2 separate regions of the Homo sapiens genome follow, and region 1 is linked to region 2. A link is a loop called in an ENCODE intact Hi-C map of the cell type or tissue named here. Cell type or tissue: endothelial cell of umbilical vein. All regions are shown on one strand. Links, peaks and the distances in the headings refer to the core of each region. The heading gives the core; the rest is flanking DNA. Region 1 has its middle 110 kb from the start of LINC02509. Region 2 has its middle 36 kb from the start of LINC02509.

Evidence for each region. Hi-C counts contacts between places; a loop is a spot of excess contacts. Peaks named below come from ENCODE experiments on the same cell type or tissue, not always from the same donor. Only the 100,000 strongest peaks of a DNase experiment are listed, where the experiment ranks them.
Region 1: it touches region 2 in a loop (2.2-fold over the local background); 1 of 110 quality-filtered maps calls a loop at or near these places.

The regions. Positions count from the first base shown.
Region 1 is chr4:176,986,690-176,991,094 of GRCh38, reverse strand. No RefSeq gene overlaps it. Among named protein-coding and RNA genes, the nearest start is that of LINC02509, 110 kb to the right of the region's middle. In endothelial cell of umbilical vein, for the core only: no CTCF peak of the experiment used is centred there; a DNase peak (open chromatin) is centred at 2,674; H3K27ac peaks cover 968 bases.
Region 2 is chr4:176,837,139-176,841,543 of GRCh38, reverse strand. No RefSeq gene overlaps it. Among named protein-coding and RNA genes, the nearest start is that of LINC02509, 36 kb to the left of the region's middle. In endothelial cell of umbilical vein, for the core only: no CTCF peak of the experiment used is centred there; DNase peaks (open chromatin) are centred at 2,343 and 2,713; H3K27ac peaks cover 1,831 bases.

The sequences.
Region 1 (4,405 bases), core at 291-4,290, 150 kb before region 2:
TATTGGTGGCTCTATTTCTTTCAAAGGGCTTTGCTCTCCAGGGATGTAGTATATGTTGATTGTTTTGGTTAACAAGTTAAGAAAATAATCTTGCTCTCAAATAAACCAATATTTGTTGAGGTTCTTAGTTTTATATTATACACTGAAAATAAGTATTCCTTTATACACTGTGAAAATAAACAACAAAAATAAAAGATGTTGTCCTACTCCTGTTGTAACTTCTTGCTAAGGAAGACACAAATAAACAGAGAACAAATTCCTGCCCATGGGGACATTATATTCTCAGGCAACAAGACAGCTGTGGAAAACAACTAAAAAACAATGTGAATCCTTTAGAGCAACACTTTTCAGATTTTAAAGTTTATAGAGACACCTTGGGATCTTGCTAAAATGCAGATTCAAGTTCAGTAGAGTTTCAGATTGGATGCTGAGCTTCTGTATTTGCAACAAGTTTCCAGGTGATACTGGATGCTGCTGGTCTCTGCACCCCATTTTGAATAGCAAGAAGACCACAAGGTCTGAACTAGACTCTGGCACCAGCCAGTTGAGCTAGTCACTTTCTCTCCCTAGATTTAGTCTATTATATGCAGAAGAGTTTAAGGAAATAAACAAGTCTGTGATGTTTCTTGCAACTCTACCACTTTGATCCTCCATGAGTTTATATTGGTGCACAGGCAGTTCCTGATTTATGATAGTTTAACTTACTACTTTTTAACTTACGGGTGGTATTGGGATATAACCCTATTATAAGTTGAGGAGCTCCTTACAACTTACAATGGGGTTACGATTTCTACTAAATGTATTATTGCTTTCACACTATCCTAAAGTCAAAAAAATAATAAATTGAATCATTGTTAAGTCAGGGACCATCTGCTGTGTTGTCTGCTTTAAATGCATTTTCAAGTTATAGTATAAGGAGCTTATCAGGATGTAATCCTATCATAAGTTGAGAATCATCTATAGTTTTTCCCTTTTCTCTCTTAACACTTATTTCCTCATTCAAAATTTAGACCAATCCTGATTGAAATCTGTGATAGGAAAAAATGCAGATGAGAAAGTGAGCTATTCTGTTTCCTAAATCAGTGGCTCTCCTCCTTACACAATTTATCCAATAATTTAAGTAATTATTAGATTATTGCATAAAATTCTTCCTTTTCAAATAATTCCTGTATTTTACATAAATTGTCTTTTAAGTTTTCTGCTTTAATATTCCATTCCTCTACTCCATTCAGCTCTTTACCATCAGAATGTAAGTTTGAATGTTTTTATCTGCCATGAAGTTCTCTAATGTCTTATTCTTGTTTTTTAAAGGAAATATCCTCCCACAAAGTGCCTAAAAATCTGCATTTTTAAACTGAAAGGAAAACATTTTAAATTTAATATTTTACTAGAAATAATTGCTCACATCATATATCTTATGTTAAGAATGACTGGCGATGGAGGCAGGAACATTTAAGATTCTCACGAAGATTTTCCCTTCAATGTCCCCTACTGTAGTGCTTCCCCTCAGGCCCTATCTGACTGCCATTGCAGTGAGCAACTGTGGATTGAGAATATATTGAGCCACACACTGAGGATATATTAAGCACATATTGAGAATTACTGAGCGAAAGAAAGCATGGTCAGACAAACTTTGAAACAAAGGAGGAGTTGCCAATTTCTGAACAGAGTTAAGTTATCATTATGAAATTGCATTTCCCATTTGTTTAGACAAATAAAACAGCTGGGTTGGACATCTTAAGGTTGCCTAATGAGAAAATAAGGGCTTTTTGTAAAGAATTGATATTTCTAAAGTATTAAAAGACCTGCTGCTTAAGACTTTTAGAGTTTTTTTCTGCAAAAGGCTATACATAGAGGTTTTATTATCTCCAAGAGCCACACTTCCATTGATACCAGAAAATGAGTGTTCTTTGAATTTTCTACCAGCAAAATCAATGTACTTTTCTTTCTCAGAATCTGTGTAGAAAGTAGCACTCTTTAAAATAAAAAAAATACTGTCTACATAAAGAAGTATAAATAAATAATATTGGAAGCTGTTTATGGGAAATACCAAGTGGCTATCAGTTAATATACCTAATTTAGGGAATTCATCCCTCTCTTGGGTCTGGTCTTTAACATTGTAAAATCAGACACATAAATATCAATACTCAAGGTAGATTTGCCTTTCTAGAGCACAGTTCCATTTTCAAAGCTTACAGGTACACAGGAATATAATTAGGAAAGTAAAAGAAAGAAAGGAAGATGAAGAGAGAAAGAAAGAGGGAGGAAAGAAGGAAGGAAGGAAGGAGGGAGGGAAGGAGGGAAGGAAGGAGGGAGGGAAGGAGGGAAGGAAGGAGGGAAGGAAGGAAGGAACTTGCTTAGGAATAATTAATACACTTTCTCCCTCAAAAAAAAACCATCTGGAAAATATCTCATGACTAGAAAGTTACTCAGTAAGCAGGGAATCAGAACAAGGGTAATTAAAAAATTATTTAAATATTTACTATCTTGTGCTTTGATATTTTGATGGATAAATCCATCATCATAGTATTAGGGAGGGACCAACAAGGGCAACAAAAACCACTCAGTGTTTGAACAGACGTAATTTAATCCATGATTACACAGCTAGTGGAAAGACTGACTAACCAGCAGGCAATGTTAGCAATAGTAGGAAGTTATAACCTTCCCTAGGCTAGAGACAGACAAAAGGAAAAGGCCAGATTATAGAACCTGATGAGTCAGCCAGCCATGAGTGCAACTATAGTGAGTCTATCCAGTGGGAGCTAGAGCCATGGAGGAGCAATCACTTCCTGAGATATGATCCAAGGAGGAAAGGGAAGGGAAAAATACACTGATTTCTCTCTTATTCTCACCTTCCAATCTCCTGACAATGCATGTCATCTACTGAACCCACCCACAAATCAGCTCTTGAATTGATTTTCAAGCCATTTTTTTCTTTACTCTTTGGAAGTTATTCACTGCCTATTCTTTTGGCAATTTCTCTAGAAATTTTAATATGCAAACTTATCAAAATCTAAAATTAATTAATATCTTCATATTTTCCCCAAACAATGTGATTATGTTCACCCTTCTTACTTTTTATGTAATTTTAGATATTTTAAATCCCATATAACATTGTCATTATTTTATACATTATTATTTATTACATTATCATTATTATTTTACTATTTATGTAGTAATAATTGTCATAACATACACACTATATTCCCAGTACTTTACTAAGTACTTTACTGTTTCATATCATTCTTATGATTACCCATGAGAGAGGTGACTTTATTATCACCACTGTACAAATGAGAAAACAAAGGCATATTGAGGTTTATTAATTTGCCCATGGTCATACCAACTAAATGATAGTCATATTTTCAATTCAGGTTGTTGGCTTCAGAGTCCAATCCCCTAATCACTCTGTAGAGTTTCTGCCTATGAATGTTTTCTTACATTTTCCCCACATATTTGCAAATTTCAAGCTTTAGCATCTAACATCTCAGCCCATCTATCTAAAAGCATTTTTTCCACCTAAATACCTTACTGTAGATTTGCTGGTGACAACCTTAGGTTTTGGTTGTATGAAGTGGTCTATATATTTCCTTCATTTTTGAGAAAGATTATTTTTGTTGGCTGTACTATTCTAGGTTGACAAGTATCTCCGTTCAGCATATTGAAGATATTATACCATGTATAAGTTTTCATTATTTTCATAAGGATGTCAGCTGTCATTCTAATTATGGCTCCTTTGTCAGAATTTCTCTTTGGCTGCTCTAAATGTCTGGCCTTTGTCTTTGATAGATTGTAATCTGACTATCACATGTTGTTGGATTCATTTTTTATTTTTATTTAAAAATCAAGTCTTTTTGAATCTGCATTTGGTGTCTTTCAAGTTCTTGAAAGTTCTCAGCCATTATACCTTTAGCTAATACCTCTGTCCTAGTCTCTCTCTCCTCCCCATCCAAAATATTAAGACTTAACTCTCCCATAGCTTTAAGATTTGTATCACACTTTCCATTTCTTTTATTACTTTGAAATGAATTTTGGATATTTTCTCCAGTTTTTAGTTTGGATTAATAAAATTCTAAACTTCAAGTTTTTTTTTTTTAATTTTAGGATTTCTTTTGATTCTTCTCCCAATCTTCTTGTGCCTTATGATTATTTAAACTTTTTTTTCTACTTTTATAAAATGTTTATAATTCCCATTAATGAGGACTTTGCAGGCCAGGTTTTGCTGTTTGTTATTTCTTCCAGTGTTGCTTATGGTGCTTTGTTTCTTTATATGTTTCTGTGATTTTATTTTCCTATGAGGTGCTCACTTTGCCTTGACATTTTACATGTTGAAAACTTTGAGGTCTGGAGTGTTTTTTCTCCAGAACAGATTTAGTTTGCTTCTGCTAGGACAGTCCAGAAACAG
Region 2 (4,405 bases), core at 317-4,316:
CGCTACATTAGAAGTTGGTAATAGGCCTCTGATATGTTGTTGAATTATTTTTTTCCAAATTAGCTGATGTTGGGAGGGAGATATTTTTAACATTGAAAAATAGTCTTCCATAAAAAAACTCATGTGTGAAATGTAACATTGCATTCTTTCTACTGGGAGAGATAATAAATCTAGATGCTCCCCCTCCCCATTCCTTCACAGTATAAATTTTTCTCTGTTGATTTTCTGGTTCTCTTTTTGAAGTGTTAATTAGTCAAACACGAATAGTACTTATATGATTTCTCCATGCTATAGTTGATCTGGATATAATGGGTTTTCAGAAAATAGTTTTTTAAAATTCCTTAAAATACAGTAGTTTCCCCTTGTCCATGTGGGATGTCATGCAAGACTCTTTATGGATGCTTGAAACCTCAGATAATACTGAATCTTGTATATACTATGAACAAGTTTCTCTCTCCTTTACAATTTCAGAAGCTGGTACTACATTTCTTTTTTGAGATGGAGTCTCGTTCTGTTGCCCAGGCTGGAGTGCAATGGTGCGATCTCGGCTCACTGCAACCTCCACTTCCTGGGTTCAAGCGATTCTCATGCCTCAGCCTCTGGAGTAGCTGAGATTACAGGCGTATGCCACCATGCCCAGCTAATTTTTGTATTTTTAGCAGTGATGAGTTTTTGCCATCTCTGGCCAGGCTGGTCTCAAACTCCTGACCTCAAGTGATCTGCCCGCACTGGCCTCCCAAAGTGCTGGGATTACAGGCGTGAGCCACCGTGCCCGGCTAGTACTGTTTCTTGTACAGTGTGCAGAAGGATGACACAATTAAACCTCTTTTCTAATAAGTTACCCAGTCTCAGATATTTCTTTTTAGCAATGCAAAAATGGACTAAAACAAGGACTTTCACCTTTTCACTTAAAGGAAGCACTTTACAGCTTCTTTTGGCAAATCCAAACTCACTAGCCTTGAATTTTGGGACCACTGTTAAGTAAAAAAGGGTTACTTTAACACAAGCACTGCGATGATACTGCCGACAGTTGATCTGACAGTCAAAGCAGTCACTAAGTGACTAACAGACAGGCAGTATATAGAGCATGGGTACTCTGGACAAAGGGATGATTCTGGTTCTGGGTGGGCTGGAGAGGGACAGTGTAATATTTCATCACACTATTCAAAGATGTCCAATTTAAAACTTAAAGTTAATTATTTCTGTAATTTTCCATTTACTATTTTTAAACTGTGGTTGACCACAAGCAGCTGAAACCATGGAAAGTAAAACCACAGATAAGGGGCAGGGGGAACTACTGTAGTGTAATAAGAAATATATTTGTCGGGGGATGGGGGAGGGATAGCATTAGGAGATATACCTAATGTTAAATGACGAGTTAATGGGTGCAGCACACCAACACGGTACATGTATACATATGTAACTAACCTGCATGTTGTGCACATGTACCCTAAAACTTAAAGTGTAATAAAAAAAAGAAAAAAAAAAGAAGAAATATATTTGTTCTTTGTCCCAGTGCCTAGCACAGAGCTCCTAAAACTCTTGAAATTTCCCTGATCAGAGAGTCTTCTTTTATGCATAAAGAGCTCCTTTCCACAGCAGAATGTATGCTAATTAGTTGACTTTGGATGGGATCCCTACATAGCCTCAGGTTGGGGCTGGTTACCAGAAAGACCAAGTGATTAGAGGGTGGAAACTTTCAGCCCCACCCTTGACTTTTAGGGAGGGAAGAAGGGCTGGAGACTGAGCTCTATAAAAACTCTTGAATAACAGGAATCAATGAGCTTTAGAATTAGTGAACTTGTCCACCCATGGAGGATGGAGATGGAAGCGCCTCTGCTTGGAAACCCTTCTGAACCTCACGTTATGTATCTTTTTATATGGACGTTCATTTGTGTCCTTTATAATAAACCAGTAAACATAAGAGAAGCATCTTCTTGAGTTCTGTGAGGCATTCGAGCAAATTACCAAACCTTAGGAAGGGATCAGGAGAATCCTGAATTTATAGCCAGTTGGTCAGAAGTACCGGAGGCCCAGGATTTATGACAGACACCTGAAGTGGGGGTAGTCCTGTGGGACCAAGCCTTTAAGCTGTGGGATCTGAGCTAACTCTGGGTGTCAGAATTGAACTGAGTTGTTATACACCCAGCTGGTGTCCAGAGAATCAGAGAATTGGTTGTTGGAGTTGGAAAATCCCTCAGACTTCCCAAGTTTCCCTTTGCATATTTTTAACCTATTAGTCATACTTATGGAAAGAGCAGTAGCTTCATTGATGAAACAAACATTGCTAACCAGTATTACTGCTTCACTATGTGCCTTCAGACAATTAATTTGGGCTTAGTGAACGGTATTTAGAGACTCATGAGAACGAGGCAATAGCCAAGATACACTTGGAAAACAGTAAATCTTGAAATCGAAATGATGAACTAGTCCTATCATCACCTTGAATTGATAAATGAGAATAACATTCCTTTAAGGTTATTCACTCTAGTGTCATGTTAAGTAGTTCTCTCACTGACTTTGGTTTAGATACTTTCTGAATATGCCATTCTCTTTACCCATTTTCATAGTCAAACACTGAGTTAAAATATTTAGGCTTTCCTTCTAAATCATTTTCTCCATTGTCTAACTTTTTACTGCTGGTGTTTATTTTTTATTTTTGAGTTATTTCTAGCATTTCAGGATCCTAGTGGCCTTCCTGTCTGTGCAAGTCACAATACACGGCCAGCACTGGGCGTGCCCAGTGAGGTAAGACAATAAGAAACTGTCCATGGCATGGCCTTTAAAAAAAACTGTAATACTGTGTTGGAATCATTCCAAACATCACAATTGCGGTTTGTCACATCTTATAGATCTGAACCAAAATTATTCTTTTTTAAAAGATGTCATCACACATTTATTGGGGAGGTAAGGCAATAAATGGATCATTTAACACGAATATAATTTTGCACAGAACACTTGTCTGTGAAGGAACAGGAAACAATGTGTTTGTTGAAAAAAATCTACTTTGGGTCAAGCATTACTAATTAATATTGATTGCTTTTTTACTCTGCATATGAATCCTCATCATTGGTATTACAGGTCCATAATCCCTTATATGAAATCCTTCCGGCTAAATATGTGTCAGGATTCCGAAATCTTTGGGTTTTAGGCCTGGGGTGTCTTTCTTCGGTAAACAACATTAATCCTTCCTCAGTGAAATGTATGCATATCTATATAGGATAGAATAAGTAAAGGCTGTAAGTAGCCCCACATCAGTGCTAGTCAGGTTTTCACATAATGGATTCGGGTCACATCAGGTTTTTCTGCAAAGTAAGAAAAAAATGGTTTCTAGTGGTTTAGGGGTTTCAGAATTGTGAATAAGGGATAGTGAGCCTGTACTACCCTAGTTTTATGAAGGGAAACTTGGCATCTAGAACGGTTACTACAAGTTAAAAATACAGAATTTAAACCTAGACTTGTCTTGATCCAACGATTGTTGTTGCTCTATTGAACCTAAATTAAGGATTATGAAGTTGTGTTCCTTCTGTAAGAGTAATTAAAGAATTGGGTTCTTCAAGGGACACTAAAAATAAAAGCTGTAAAAGATTATCCATTATTGAATCAATATTTTTAATACTTTTGAACAATTTTCCAGTGTGATCACCAATCACAAAATCACAGGAAAGGTTATTTTTCCATGGTTTAGAAGTTAATTTTTATTCAATAAAAGGAAAGCTTCTCTGCTTTCTCCACTTATCTAATTTCAAATTAACTCAAGTGGCTGTCAAAGAGATTGCTTTGACTCTGAAAGTTTGATGGTAGATTAGATTTGAAGGACCCAGGAAGCTATTATTTTCATGGCAATCCTTGTGGCCTGTTAATTAATTATGATTTATGTTCATCTGTGTCCCCACCCTACAAAGACCTTTTTTTTAAAGCCTACTAGAGGGTATAGGCTATTAACAAGGTATTAACTGGATATCACGGACACAATGACAATGCAGTTTTGCCTGGGCAAAAAAAAAAAAAAAAAAAAAAAAAAAAGCTAGTATGCTATTTGACCAGAACTTTGACCAGGATTTTAAGAAAAAACATGATGTTTTATCCTGAATACTAGATGCTGCATGCTAAAACTTTAGAGCAAGTAATCCTTTCGAAGGCCAAATATAGTCCCCATGTGTTGCAATAAACCAGGATTTTCTACACTTACCACTCTGCCCTTAGGTGAACTTCCCATGATTATACCACAAACAAAGAAACAGAGTAATTCTCGTGGAATACTTGAAGCTGGAAATAATGAGTACAATTCATGCCATACATTTTAAGAAATGGGTTCTTAAAAATAACTAAAATTTTACTCCTACGCTGCTGTCCTCAGTGAGCAAAGAATCATCAGATCATCCACTTTAAGAAGATTTCACAC